Linked DNA regions of Homo sapiens: regions 2 and 3 are each linked to region 1. Evidence: chromatin loops called from intact Hi-C (ENCODE). Cell type or tissue: endothelial cell of umbilical vein. All regions are shown on one strand.

What was found. A loop is a pair of places that touch in the nucleus more often than their neighbours do. Peaks named below come from ENCODE experiments on the same cell type or tissue, not always from the same donor. Only the 100,000 strongest peaks of a DNase experiment are listed, where the experiment ranks them.
Region 2: it touches region 1 in a loop (26-fold over the local background); 18 of 110 quality-filtered maps call a loop at or near these places.
Region 3: it touches region 1 in a loop (20-fold over the local background); 40 of 110 quality-filtered maps call a loop at or near these places.

What each region holds. Positions count from the first base shown.
Region 1 is chr3:167,378,293-167,383,292 of GRCh38, forward strand. It overlaps ZBBX (zinc finger B-box domain containing), which reads right to left and starts at 2,005. Exons shown (of 22, transcript NM_001199201.2): 1 at 1,955-2,005; 2 at 1,346-1,500. In endothelial cell of umbilical vein, a CTCF peak has its summit at 2,096 (motif pointing right); a DNase peak (open chromatin) is centred at 2,089; H3K4me3 peaks cover 422 bases.
Region 2 is chr3:167,738,162-167,743,161 of GRCh38, forward strand. All of the region lies in intron 1 of SERPINI1 (serpin family I member 1), which reads left to right. Among named protein-coding and RNA genes, the nearest start is that of SERPINI1, 4.9 kb to the left of the region's middle. In endothelial cell of umbilical vein, a CTCF peak has its summit at 3,037; a DNase peak (open chromatin) is centred at 3,010.
Region 3 is chr3:167,879,756-167,884,755 of GRCh38, forward strand. No RefSeq gene overlaps it. Among named protein-coding and RNA genes, the nearest start is that of SERPINI1, 150 kb to the left of the region's middle. In endothelial cell of umbilical vein, a CTCF peak has its summit at 2,529 (motif pointing left); a DNase peak (open chromatin) is centred at 2,426.

The DNA.
Region 1 (5,000 bases):
TATGCTCTATAGGCAGGTTCTCTTGAGAACAACTGAGAAACTTTGCCTTTAGATATCAAGGGACAAGATACCATTTTAAAATACTTTTGATTAAAAATAATAAACAATATTAAAAGGCACTGAATTTAAGGTCAGAAAACCTAGGTAGACTAAATTCACTGGATTTAAAGTCATAAGATCTTTGTGTGATAGAAATCTCTGAGCTTCAGCTTATCCATGTAGAAAATGGTAAGGATCCTCTCCCCCTCTAATTTGCAGGATATTAAACAAAAGGTGTCTGATTTGTGACTTGACTTGTCAAGCTGTGGGCTTCTATAAGACCTCCAGAGAGCTCACGGTTCAGGGAAAGGGGCAGCCTTAGAAACTACCTAGAGAAGGCACAGCCTTAGAAACTACCTAGAGAAGAAAATGGAGCATCAAGATTGTGCTTTACCCTTAGCATCTCTGCTTTCATCTTTTTTACATAATGAGCTTTAGTGTTTACCTCTCTGCTCACCAAGTTTTATTCTACTCAATGCTCAATTCGAAGGCTGCCTGTATCATGAAGATTCCCTCCATCGAAACCGAGCTTCTCCTTGTATAGAAAGACCATGTTTATTAAACTCATTTGCTATTGTATGTTACCTTGTGTTATTTTTTGCATCTTTGTTTATATAGATTTTGTTTCCCTAAGTAGCCCAAATATTTGAGAGTGGTCCTACCATTGACCTTTGAAACCCCAGCAATCAATACAGTCCCTATACATAATGTAGTGCCAATAATAATGTGCTAAGTATGTAATTTTTTTTCTACTGCTTTTAGTTTTTTGCACAACCTACCCTACGGAAAAAATTAAACACGCCCTCTTTCCCACTTCAACTAAACTTTTTGTTTTCTTTTTTCCATGTTTCCTAACGATCTTGATGAGCAATCAACAAATATACATTGAACACTCTCTCCCTGCCAGGTGTCAGGTTAAGCACTGAGGATCAAGGTCAACCAGACAGGTATAATACCAGTCTTCACTGAACTTACACTCTGGTGAAGGAAGTAGGTAAAAATTAAAAAGCGAATAAAATAATTGCAAGAATTATTAAGTGTCTTGAAAGACATAAAGGAACTACTTTCAAACAATTCATTTGTAATACAATTGGTAAAATTATGACAGGTCAGGGCAGCCCTCTGTGTAGACTATAAGATAAGCTAAATTGGAGAAAGGCAGAGGGAGTCATTACATTTGCATAAGCATACAGTTTGTATAATTTTAATCCTGTGTAGTTTCAACTTTACTATATTTTTTAATGAGCCTTGTTAACTTTAGATTTTAAGTCAAGCTATAAAATATATATAACTGAACCTTACATACCTGAGTCCCTCTACTGCTGATTTTGGGAAGAAAAAATAAACTTCCACATCTTCAGATTTCTCAGGAATCGGGCACCCCGCACCATAGCCCTTACTTGTGAGGAGTAGACTTCAAGAAGTAAGTGGGTGCATGTGAACGCGCAGGCAGACTAAAGGCTACAAAAGGGGATGAAATATGGTTTCTCAGGGTGCCAAATTTTTCATAAGGTGCAAATGACTTCAAAGGATAAAAGGGGCTAGTATTTGAAAGGGTCGGGCTGCAGAAGGGGTACAACTGATGAAGTCCCCAATTTCACTGTCTGGGGTTCACTCTTGATTCATTTATCCATTAGCATTTTGGGCTGGGAAGTCTTTGGTGTATACCAAAGGCTTTCAACTCCTGAGGCCAGGGCCCCGTCCTGCTGCCTGCAGGCCTGGCACTATGTCAGCCTATGGCAGGGGCTCAGCAAACACTTGCTGGGCCGGTGCCTCCAGCTCCACCCGAGCTGAGTCTGCTTCCCAGCCGCGCTGCCCGCTCTGCTCCCCGCACCAACTAGCCCGGGCTTGCTGCCCGCTAGGCGGACTCAGAGACCATCCTCCCCTCTCATCCACCCGCAGACAGACAACCCACCTGGAGACCCCAGCCTCTCGCGTCACCACCGCCGGATGGCCGCGGATAGCTGCCGGGAGTTTCCGTCTTGGTCTCCTTGGTTACCGCGTTACCTCGGTACCCATAGCAACCAGAAAGCTGGGTTCTGCCACTGTCCGCCGGCAGAGGGCGAAAAGGAGCCTGCGAAATGAGAGAGAATGGTGATCACAGGAAGGAAAAGGGCGGAAAAACTCAACAGGCTCTGGAAGCTTTCCGCCAGAGAGGATCTTGGAGATTATGTATGTGCTAAACCTGAGCATGTGTCATATTCCAAGCACAAGTGAGAGACTTATATGTCATATTTGATTCTTCCTCATAGCAAGCCAGCTTAAATCTAAAAAAATTAAGGCACAAAAAATTTGACTATCTTAATCCAAAATTACAAAGCTAGCAAATGGCAGACCTACAAATTAATTCAAGGAGTTTAGTCTCAGAACTCCCACATTTATGCTATGTTTAAATGATTTATCAATGGCTACCATAGGCAAAGTCAATAGAGATTCCAGGTCTCTTCAAAAGTCCAGAACTCTCTTTTCTTTGTACCGAATACATGACCCGTGGAGTCTAATGGGTATAAAACAAAAAGCAAAAGCAAATATATGCACACACACACACACACACACACACACACACACACACACAGTTAACCCACAATTCTCAACTCAACTCTTCCGAACAAAGCTGCACCTGTAGTGAATTTATCTTTGGCTTCCTAAATATGCTGTTTTTTATCTCCCTTTTTAAATACTGCAAGTAGGATGTGTGGTTGGTACTGCACTGTATAGGCTTCTATGCTTAACCACATTGCATCTGTCTCGGTACCAGACTAACAATCCTAACTATTACAGTTAATGTACTAATCTTTACACCATTACTTTTGACATTACTATGCCTGCCAATACCCATTTAAAAAAAAATAATGATTTCACTTGGCATATTCAATTATATAAGATTACAACCACTATGGATAAGAGAAGACAATGGTAGTCTTCTGGTTATAAGTCTGGATTTTGGAGTCAGGCAGATTCAAGATTGAGTGCCAGTACTGCCACAACTTACCTGCTGTGTGACCATGAGCAAGTAACAATGCTCAGTCTAACTGCTTAAATGAGATAACAGTACAGTTAGTCCATACGTAATGTAGTATGGAAGAGTAAATGAAACAATAAATATTAAGTATTTAGCTCTAAGCCAGGCCCATATTGAGTGCTTAATAAACAGTAAGAAACAGTGGTGCTGGTGTGGCTATGATGGTTGCTATTAACGTGTTCATGGTATAACTTTACCACGTCCTTCCTTTAACTTTAATACAAGAACTAGTTTCAGGTGGATGTGCGATACTACTGGTTTTCTTGCACAGACTATTTCCCATACAGGCGCGCTCTTCAAATTACCAAAGATATTTTCAGCTTTCGTCCATTTACTGATCTATTCATTTATTTATTTATTCCACAAATATTTATTGAAAGTCCATTTCCTAGATCCCAAAAATACTGGAGTGAAGAAATCGTCAAAGCCCCTCCTATTTTCAAATATATTTTAACAGGAGCAGAAAGGCAATAAACAAGTATAAATGCATGTCAGCTGCTATGAAGAAAACTAAAGCCAAATAAAGAAATAGAAACTAATTGAGTTCTGTTTTAGGGTAGATGGCCAGGGAAGTATCTGAATGCAAGGAAAGAGAAAGACATGGGCCACTAGAGGAAGAAACAGTCCAGAGAGAACAGTAAACACATGTCAATTATGTCCCAGTAAAGATTATTTTGCAAATAACTTCTCCTCACTTCTACAAAGGACTTTTACTCCAAAAAATGATTCTTACAATGCATTTACTTACACAATAGTAAAATTAAACTCATAAAAATAATGTATAAAGTATTCTTGCACTTTTTGAAAGCATTAAAAGAACATTATCTTATATTTAGAAAAATAGCTTATGCACAGTTATGAAAAGGCAAAGCAGAGACAAAAACTAAGCCTATGCTAAGTCACATAGTAAAATAAAAAGTATGAAGTGCTTGTCTTTCAGAATGATGATTAGTGACAAAATGAAATGAAACATGTCAAAACAATTACAGCTCTAGAGAGATGATATTCTCTCCACTGAAGTAAAATGCGTTTAACTGGCACACCAGCAATGCCGCACACAGTTTACCACAACTATATCAAGAGCACAGTATTCCTGAGGGTTTTTCCAAACTCATGCTTCTTTGTGCCACAGTGGAGACAAGGTTTGAATACAAGTTTTCTGAACTGGAGATATTCAATTTAAAGAGATAAAAATTACCGGCAATGCAGAAATTAAGAGCACAGATTTACATGACTCATTTTACTAAGCTTGAAATAAGGGTCAGGGACTGTAAACAAGCATTATCCAAAACTTAGAAATAAGGTAAAGCCAAAAACAGCATGTCTTTTCAATGCCATACTAGAATACTGTTTAAGATAATCTGAGCATTACATGATTTTCTAAAAAAAAGTGTTGCTTTTCTTATCATTAACTATTGATAAAGTCTCTGTGTAATGTTGTATGTTTATTTGAAGATTTTTTCACCTGCATTTTTCATATCATTTGTATCTGGATATGTAAATAATGTCTTTCCTTTAAATAAAATAATTTCAAAGCTAATGGTTTTATTGCACTATACAACTTTAACCAGTTTTGTATCTAACCTAGAAATCTCATACTAATATTTTATCTCAATTCCTATATACAGTCAGCTACCAAATTTTCTTTGAACCAGCTTTACCATTCTAATAATTCCGTCCTTAATGAATTAAACTGTATCACATGTATATTCTCTACTTAAAGAATATCTTGTTTTTAAGTATTGCAATTATATTTTGATAATACCAAACCTTTGGAAGAAAATGGGACAAATATCATATCTGCAGCTTTCCAGAAGTATTCTCTCAATTTCCATTTGCTCTTTGGCCCTTCAGATTCTTTTATAGGCAAAAGTTTGTGGGCATTTCAAGGTAGCAAAACCAAATTCCTACCATCTCCTTTTTTACAAGCCCTGAAATG
Region 2 (5,000 bases), 360 kb after region 1:
TTACTTATTTTGCTCTTTAATTTTACTATTTGTGTATGGCTATCAGTGAATATGTATGATGAGAAAGGAAAAGCAACAGAGTGCAGAATGTCTCTCTTGAATGGAAATTGCTCTGGGGATGATTGTTCTTTAGCCAAAAACCTTGGTTAATTTCAAATTACCATATCCTTTGGTCTTTTCTTTAGAGTTCTGATTCTAAGCCTTTTGAGTAAAAATAAGTTAGCATGGATTTCTTTTTAACAGGAAGATTCACTGATGCATGCAGCACAAAAGAGCAAGACTTAAAGGTTCAAGATCAAATGGTTTTGGTAAAGAAGGATACAGGGGAATAGATATAAAGAAAACTACTTGAGAAACACACCTTTAGCAAAAGAGAAAAAAGATTTTATATTTTTTGTTAAATTCCTATAATCCATGATTCCATGACCTTTTCTCCCCCAGTCATTAATTTGTAGAGGCCTGTATTCATACTGGGATACATTACTTTTCTAAGTAAAATTGAATATTCAAAATCCAATGAATACCAGTCTGATTCCAGTTAAAATGGCAATTTTTACTGGAATAAATTTTGGATGATTAACCTTCCTTTTTTATGCTTTTATAACCCATAAATATTCAAAATCTAATGAATACCAGTCTGATTCCAGTCAATTGCCATTTTAACTGGAATCAAACTGGTATTCATTAGATTTTGAATATTCATGGATTATTAACCATAAAAATCCTACCTGTATACACTAACTTCTAAGTGAAACATTATTTGGACAAAATATCAAAAAGTAAATACCTAAACTGATGTTTTGCCCCTTTAAAATAATAAAGGTACTTGAACCAGACACTAAGATGAGCAAGAGCCCATTTATTTAATTAAGCAAATTCCAAAGGTTAAACACTGCTTTTGGGATCAGAATTAACGTACACAAATAAGGGAGAGATTTTTTTGTTGTTTCTTTTTTTTTTTTTTTTTTAAATCTTAAACCTGTAAGAATTTAGTCTTTAAAATTTGGAAGGTGTGTTTTAAGTAACTACGTTATTAACTCTTAGAGACCATGTACTTCTTTTCTATCTCCTGTTAGTCCTGAGCACTTTATGTCATATTCAGCATAAAGAAATTGAGTAACCAGTTACTGAATTAGAACCATTGGACATTGGACAATACTTCTGTAATGCACACATTGAGACAGTTTGCGCTTTGATAGACAGAGTCAGCTGACCTCACAGAATGATTGCTTACACATTAGTCCTTCTGAGAATGTCTTTATGCTAGTTTGCCTTTGCAAAAGTGTTGATTGAGCACAATTGGATTCACACTGTGTGCGCTGCAAATACATTACAGATTTGAGTGCCAGCATTTCTAAATTCATCTCAGAGATAGGATATATAGGCGAGGGTAAAGGAGTCTGCAACTGGTGGCACTTAAGGTCTTAATTTCACAGACAGAAAAACCCAGGGCTCAACCACCATTTAACCTCAAGGCCCTGGAGTTATACCTTTGTTGAAGCTTATCTGTAGAAACCATATTTCATTCTATAAAAACTGAATTTGCTCTTCTGTTTTTCTAATTATTTCTTCCAAAAAAAAAATAGACTGATTTTGTTTAAGCATGTGTGGAGTTGGTCATTAGTTGTTTTTTGCATTTGACCTAGAAACAAATTAATCTGATTGGTGTTAGAATTAAGAATCTAATGTAATTTTTACTTCATTATGATAAGACCTATACAATTCTAGTTAATTGTATATAGTTTTTTAGTAGTAAAATTAATTGTAGCACATATTTAACTATCTTCTGTTTACTTTTACCTTCATGTTGATTTATATAAATTGGCTTGCTTAGAACTGATAATTAACCTGCCTTTTTCTTTTTTTTTTTGCCGCCTTTTTTTTTTTCTGAGACAGGGTCTGACTCTGTCGCCCAGGCTGGAATGCAGTGACCTGATCATAGTTCACTGTAACCTTGAACTCCTGGGCTCAAGCACTCCTCACACCGCAGACTCCCCAGTAGCTAAGACTACAGGCAAGAACCACCATGCTCAGCTAATTTTAACTTTTTATAGAGATAAGGGTCTCACTGTGTTGCCCAGGTTGGTCCAAACTCCTGACCTCAAACAATTCTCTCACCTTGGTCTCCCAAAGAATTGGGATTACAGGTGTGAACCACCATGCCTTGCTGATATTATTCTTAATGATTAGCACTGTGCCTTGTGTAGAGTAAACTTAGTTCATACTATCTTTCTCACCAGATACTTAGTATCTTTAGAGCTAACTCTGAGTTTCATTGACGTTTGTATTCATTTTGAGAATCCTTTTACATAGTTCATACTTGGTAAGTAGTAACAATTTGGATAACTATTTGGTAATCTATAATGAAACATCATTTTGCAAACAAATACAACTAGAAAAATGACTTTTTCTTAGACATCTGTGTTAGTACCAAATTCAGCCCTCTGCCAACAACGGTTGCTTATATTACAGCTAAATATAAATATTGCTATCTTGTTGGATTTCTAAATGAGTAGAACAAATTTTGTTATTAACTGCAAACTTGCGCGCGCGCTTGTGTGCGTGTGTGTGTGCGTGCATGGGCGCATGCTTCAGACATGAATTTATTCATTAGATGCTATTTGGGGTTTATGTGGTCCTTTTCTCTCCTTGCCTCTAGAACTCTGCTGATTTAAAGATGTGCTTTTATGTAATACCTCCCCTCCCCTACACGATTTCCATTACTTTTTTCTTAACAAATAGAGAAAAATAAATAGATGAATGTAATATGAGGCCTTAACTAAAGTTTAACTGGCTGTAAATGTTCCATTTTCAGTGAAAAGGCTGCATTGAGAGACCTTAGTAAAGCTTACATTGTACCTGAATTATACAGGTATTTGTCATCTCTGAGCCATCATGAAGAACGAATGAGTTTTGAGACTTGGCATTGACAGTGCTCAGTGTTGGTCTTCTGTGTATAGCTTGGTGGTGGAAGCTTACAGGGTACCTTCAGTTTCAGCCACTGCTTTGAGGCCCCCTTCTGGTTCTGCCTGGGAAAGGAGACTTCTGAGCTCCTCACAGCTCTTAATGTGGGAAGGAAAACAGATGAAATGTTTTTCATTTAATAACCTTATTTTGTTAAACTGTATTGTTTTTCCCAGGTATATCTCACACCAGGATTCCCAGTAAGAGTAGCTCAAATGTCACACAGTGATTTCTATAGCACAGCCAGGCAATTCAATGAGTACCTATCAACTTGTAGTCCACTCCTAGCATCTTGGCTTTTCTTGAACAGACCCCAAAGAGCCCACTAAAACATTTCTGATATTTTACCCACATTGGATTGCTTCTGTCATTTTCTTGATAACCTAGATTTTGTTGCTTTGAGGTCTTTTAACCAGCTCTAACTTGAAGAGCTAGCTAATTTTATTGTTTTTATACCCGTTAGTAGTATGCTAGAGATACCATATTGTGGTGTATAATTTTTGCCTTTACTTGAATTAAATCAGTTATTGGAGCATTTAATTGTTGTGTACTTCACGAAGCAATTTAGAATCATTGAAGCAATTAGTGTTTTTGAGATATATTCAACCTTCCAGTTAAGAAACCTGTACCTAGTCTCCTAAATTGCTTACAGATGTTAAATCCCTTATTCAATGTCTGTGGCAGGTTAAATAGTATCTTATATCTTATGTCCTTTGACATACAATACCAGATGAAATTATATAATACCAGTAATGTCATAGAATAATTTTTGGCTTTGGTAAATTACGAAACTTTTAAAAAAATTATATTATGAGATTTTGTGCACAAGGTATATTAACTAAATCTAAGGCAACAAAGTTTGTTTTTGTATTTCAGAGTTTCTGATATGTTCTTTTAAAAATGCAAATAACTAGTTATCTAGATAAGAAGAAAAAGCCTTAAAATTTAAAAAATAAATAAGGAAAAAAATTTAAAATGCCAATAACTTTAAAGGTGTAAATAATAGCTATTTGTTAATATAATAGCAGATTTAATTAATAATTAGTAATATAAAATTGAACATTTTGAAAAGGAGAGAAAGAAATCTTATCCAGGATTATCTTAAAAGCAAATTTTTCCTCACATTGCATGGCCCAAAAGTGATTAACAATTTAAAAAATAATTGTAAAGTACAGATCAACTAGAAACGCTTTCAGCTACAAGTTTTATGCACAATGAGATAAAACAATAGGGATTTATTTTTCCAGAACAAGAAGTCTGAGGAGAGTAGTTGTTTGCTTTTTGTTTACAGGCTCGATGTTGTCAGAATTTTGTCCTTGTGATTTCTCTTGTGCTTGCTGTAAGACAGATGCCTCTGTTGATCCAGATATCACACTGTCATTCAAAGAAGGAAGAATGAGAAACAGTTGTTCCTGTTGAGTCTTTCTCTTTTAATCAGGAAATAAAAGCTTTCCCAAAGATCCCCGGCAGATGTCCACTGTGCACTAACTGGCTCATGTCATATGGCTGCCCTAGCTTTAATGGAAGTGGAGATATCAAAGACTTTTGGCTTCTGTGGTAGATGGAGCAGGGGAACAAAGGTTTGAGAATGACTTTTGGATAACTGTCAGTAGTTTCAGCCATAGTCTGATGACTAAAACCATGTTTATTTTAAATTTTATTTCTTCTCATTGTTATCAATTTTGTGCCGTTTTGTGTGTGTGTGTGTGTGTGTGTGTGTGTGTGTGTGTGTGTAGAAGTTTAGCAACTCTAACCTTCCCATACCAAGTGTTCACTTCAGTGATTTCCAAATTTTAAGTCCCTGAGCAAAGGCATTCCTCAGAAACTGATGGTATCTCCAGTTAAAAGGCCATCTAGCTAATATTGCATCTAATATTTTTCCTATACTTTGCATTACAAACACTTTTCGTAAAACTTGATGGTTCTATAATAAATCTGCTTTAAATCTAAAAATATTCAGTAATCTCTCCATATAGACTGCATTAAAAAATATGGGTATAATACAAATACAAGAAAAATTGAGTATTAGGATTTCT
Region 3 (5,000 bases), 500 kb after region 1:
AGAGCCTTTGCCAGGCACCCACCCTGCTGGCACCTTGATCTTCCAGTATCCTGAAATGTGAGAAAATAAATTCGATTGTTTAAGCACCCAGTTTAAGGTATTTTGTTATGGCAGCCCTTGTATACTAATACAGTTAGTGTCTGCAATATGCTAAATGTTGTGGATATAGTAGGTATCTTTGCTTTGTTCCTGCCTTTCAAGAATAAATATTATAATGTTAAATATTAAACATTAAAGTTTCCAAAGCTTTTGGGATGATGTAAATATATTTTAATATGCTAAGAAAATTTACTGATTATTTTTAACATGAATGGGTGTTACATTTTGTCTAATGCATCCACTGCATTAATGAAGATAATCAAATAATTTTTCTCTTTAGCTTGGTAATTTAATGACTTATAATAATGGATTTCCTAATACTAGGCTATCTTTGAATAACTTAATAACTTAAATGGATATGATTTGATCATGTCTATAATTTTAAAACTGGGCTGTTGAGTATTTTGGATAGTATTTTAAGATTTAGATTTGGTTTTAAGGAGAAAATTCTGGCAATTTTTGACAGATATGGTAGAAAGAAGAGAGAATGAAAAATAATGTTAACAATCTAGGTGAGGAATTGCTGAGGAGACAAATTAAGGTAAGAGTTATTTGTAATTTCTCTGTTTTATGTCAGCCTTCTTTTCAGTAGTCTATAAATCCAGGGAGAACAGGGCCTCACTGCCTTTTTCACTAGCATGTCTACAGATCCCATTACAGTTGACAATACATTCACTCATTTAATGAATGGATTTAAACAATCTTAAGGAATAGGAATTAACTGAAGAAGATAAGCCTAGGTGATACTTACCAGGTAGAGTCAACAGGATGTAGGGACTAAATAAATATGAGAGATTAGAGAGACAAAATTACCTACTATTGTTGCCACTAACTTGAACAGGGAATTTAGGAAAGAGAACTGATTTGGGGATAGGTAAGTAAGGTATTGATTCAAAAGATTTGGATATATCATCTTCAGGTTTTTATAAGACATCTGAGTGGAGACATCCAGTAGGCCTGGCTCTATTTTCTAAGAAAGAGCCCTACATGGAATCATGTATTAGGTTTTCACTTTTTGCCAGATACTGTGGTAAATGCATTATGAAAATTGCTTTAGTCTAACCTAACAAGATAGCAGGACTATTAACATTCTCAAATTACAGGACAGTAAACTAAGACAATGAAGTTAAGTAATTTATCAAGATCACCTATGATTAAATGGTGGAACTAGCATTCAAACCCAGGCAGTCTAATGCCAGAGCCCAGCTATAGCCATATGAACTCCTAGGATTTGAAGAGAGACCAGTGTATTCACTGTAGATGAAAGAATTAAATTATCCTTCAAGAGTGCATACAGCAATAGTAAAGTGTGAGAAGCAAAAGAGCTGAGAGCAAAAGAATTTAAGAAACAGGCAGAAGAGGACCTCAAGGAACAGACTGAGAAGGAGCAGGTAGAGAGATGAAAGGAAAACCAAGGAGAGAGCCTGTCGTGGCATGTGTCTCAGGAGTGATGGAGAGTTCGGGGAGGAAATTTGGTTTATTTTCTGACCCTGATTCTTTAAGTTCCAAAATTTCTTCATGCTAATCAATTCCCATTCTTTTAATTTTTACCCATCTTCCCCCACAAAAAGTTATCGGGTATGAAATATTGCAAGATATCAACAGCTACTTTAATAAAAAAATTCACAAAATTATCAAACAGCAAGAATGCCCTTAATTATTATTAGGAAAGATCAGCATGTTTGTAATCCCAGATAGTTGGTAGGCTGAGGAGGGAAGATTGCTTGAACTCAAGAGTTGGAGCCTGCAGTGAGTTGTGCTTTTGCCACTGCATTGCAGCCTGGGTGACAGAGTGAGACCCTGTCTCTAAAAAAAAGGAGAAAGATCAATGTTTTTTATGCTTTAGGGTATTTATAAGCTTAAAAAGATTCCCATTTTACAAGCTGATGTTGCTTACATATTGCCATATAAGGAAGGAATAAGTAACCAACATTGTGATCAAATGAACAAACAATATGTCAACATTTTTAAAATGTAATGTAACTAGTACAACACAGAAGTAAATACCTAGTTTTGCTTTTTGATCTGTATGTCATTTCCTTCCTTGTAAGATATAAGAAGCATCAGTGGGGTTATCCATTTGGTCTTGGTTGAAAACGTTCCAGTGCAACATTGCCATTCATCTTCATAGTCATTTAAATGCAATTTATTATCCAGTTTTGTGATTCTACTTTATATTTTATGGAGTTGGTAAGACTCCAGAATTACTTTCAGAATCATCCATCTTATATATAGGGGAAAGGTTTAATCCTTCCATCTCTAAGCAAGGAAAACTGTCATAGAAATCAGGCCCCAAAATGAATTCTTCAAGAGCAGGAAGGATGGAGAGGATGAATCAATCAAATTTTTTTTTCTCCTCAACTTGTTATTCTAAACGAGCTTATAAACAGTTTTCTGTAAGGAAAGGGTTTCTTGAATATGGTAACATCTGCCATCTAGTGGCTGACTTGAGCTACTATATGATTAAACTAGAAATTTTTATTTTTATGTAAATAATAACATGGAGGTGGGCAAATCATTGTACTTCATCTCTCTCTCTTCATGTTGCAAACAAAGTAGGAAAATATAGATTTTCTTTGATGAACTATTATTTTTAGTGCCAGATTTGATCTAATAATTCAATCCTTTTAGTGTAGGCATCTTCAAAGTAAAGGAGAAAAATAAAAACAGAAAGAAAAGAAGAAAAAGAGAAAGAAAAATAAAATAGTATGTTTACCTGCCACAACAGAATACATAAACAAAGTATAATTATAGTTATTAAATTATTTCAGTTCTAGGGTGATTCTATTTTGTCATTAAACAAAAGTTAATTTATTTGTACATCAGATATAGTTAGAATAAATAAAACCGGTATCTTTAAATGAAAATGTCACAGGTAAAAGTGAATGTATAATACCTCCTCCCTTATTTTTATGAGAGTTAAACTATTATGCACATATACTTTACCATCTAAGCTGATAGAATTAGCTTAATTAGATAGTCTCCATGCCAAAAACAATGATAAATTTTGAGTCTTCATCTCTCTCAAGTCTCACCAGCATTTGACACAGTTGACAGACCTTTTCCCCCATCTGGAAAGCACTTTCTTCACTTTCAGGACACCATACTCTTCCTGTAGGTCATAGTTTGTGGGGCCGGGCACAGGATGAGAATGTGGGGCTCCCTCGTGCAAAAAATCAGCAAAAAAAACTGTCCTTAAGGTACATATAACTTATGTGAATTACACAATAAATATTTTGTAGTTCATACTTGCATATGTACTTCATTCTTCCCGGAAGAGTGGAAACATTGCCCAAAACTAACTCAGCTATTTTATTTCACTTCTTCATACAGTAAATCCTGTGGAAGGAAAGAAGAAAGGAGGAAAGAGGATTGGATGGAAGAATCTCCACTTCTCAGTAATTTGTTTATTTACTTTATTAGTTTACATCCATGTGATTGGCATCTAAATTATTATTTTAAAGTTAGATGACTTTTGCTAATATCCTTGTATTTAAATTTTTAAAAATACATCTTTTTATTCTTCTAATGTGGTTGAAAAATTACTTTTATTGGAGGTGAATAGGATTCGGACTTAAATTGTAAGACTTTTTTCTTCTTGCTCTTTTCCTTCTACCTTTGATTTAACTTACAAAAAAGCACATAGACAAAATATATTTAATTCTCTATTTAGTCATAATAGTTTCACAGACAAAAGTCAAAATGAGATTTGAATTATACTTTGTTGACAGGTAACTGATTGCCCTATAAATATCTCAATGACATTTCATTGCCTTTTTTGATAAATATGACATCATACTTTTGTCTATGATGCATGAAAATTGAAAAAATCTAATTATTACAACTTTTGAAAGATAAGCATTTAGTAGATCTCTTTAAGTGCAATAAAACAATATTACATCTCAACAAAACTTACCCTGTACTAACAGATACCCAGGAAATAAATAGTGAGTAAATTTGAAATTGCGAGCCTTTTTCACTTATAATTCTGAATATACAGATTTAATGAAATAGCTCTCTTATTACAAATAAACTCAAAGAGCTGGAAAGCAAATACAAGAACTAAATGTAGAAGAGTTAGTTGGTAGATATAGTTAAATGGGTGTAGTTATAATAAAATTTGTTTTTACTTGTTTTTTTATGTTAGAGCGATTTCTTTCTGAACTACCACTTCACATTGAATTATAGACCTTCAGGAATAGTTGCCTCCTTTTGGATTAATTCAATAAACATTTACTAAATAGCTCACATCTATGGCAAGTCCTATGCTAAGACTTGGGGATATAATCATGAATATTTTTTGTCTTCTGAGGCCCACTGCCTATTGGGAAAACTAACAAATTATTATTTCAACAAACCTACAATACGGGGATACAATGAAGATAAGCACAAAACAATAAGGGAGCAATGTGGTCTAATTACCTTGAAGGACCAAAAGGACTGAGTGAAGTAAAATGTTAAAGTGTCAAAAGAGTTACAGAAAGGGGAAACAGAATGAGACAAGACACACATGTTTTGGAAATTGCATTCTGGCTTCTGCATTAATGTCATTACATTTGCTCTTACAAGATCACTAGAGGCAGTCACCTCATATTAATGCCTCCTGCAGCTTTTGATGCTTTCCTGTAACACCCTTCCTCTGGTATCTGAGGCATCCTACTTGGTTTGTTTCTATCTCTCAAGTCATTCACAGTCTTGTTTATGGCTCTCTTTTTAGTCTCCTCTTTATCCGTTAAAGGTTAGTATTCCTCACAATTTGGTCCTGACCTCTCTTCTTTCCTTACTCTTCACATTTTCTGCAAGCAATCTGATCCAGTCCCATGGTTTCAATTTTCAAAAATCTTTTGAAACCGCTAAAACATCTGTCCCTAATTTCTCTCTCTCTCTCTTCTGGGTTCCAA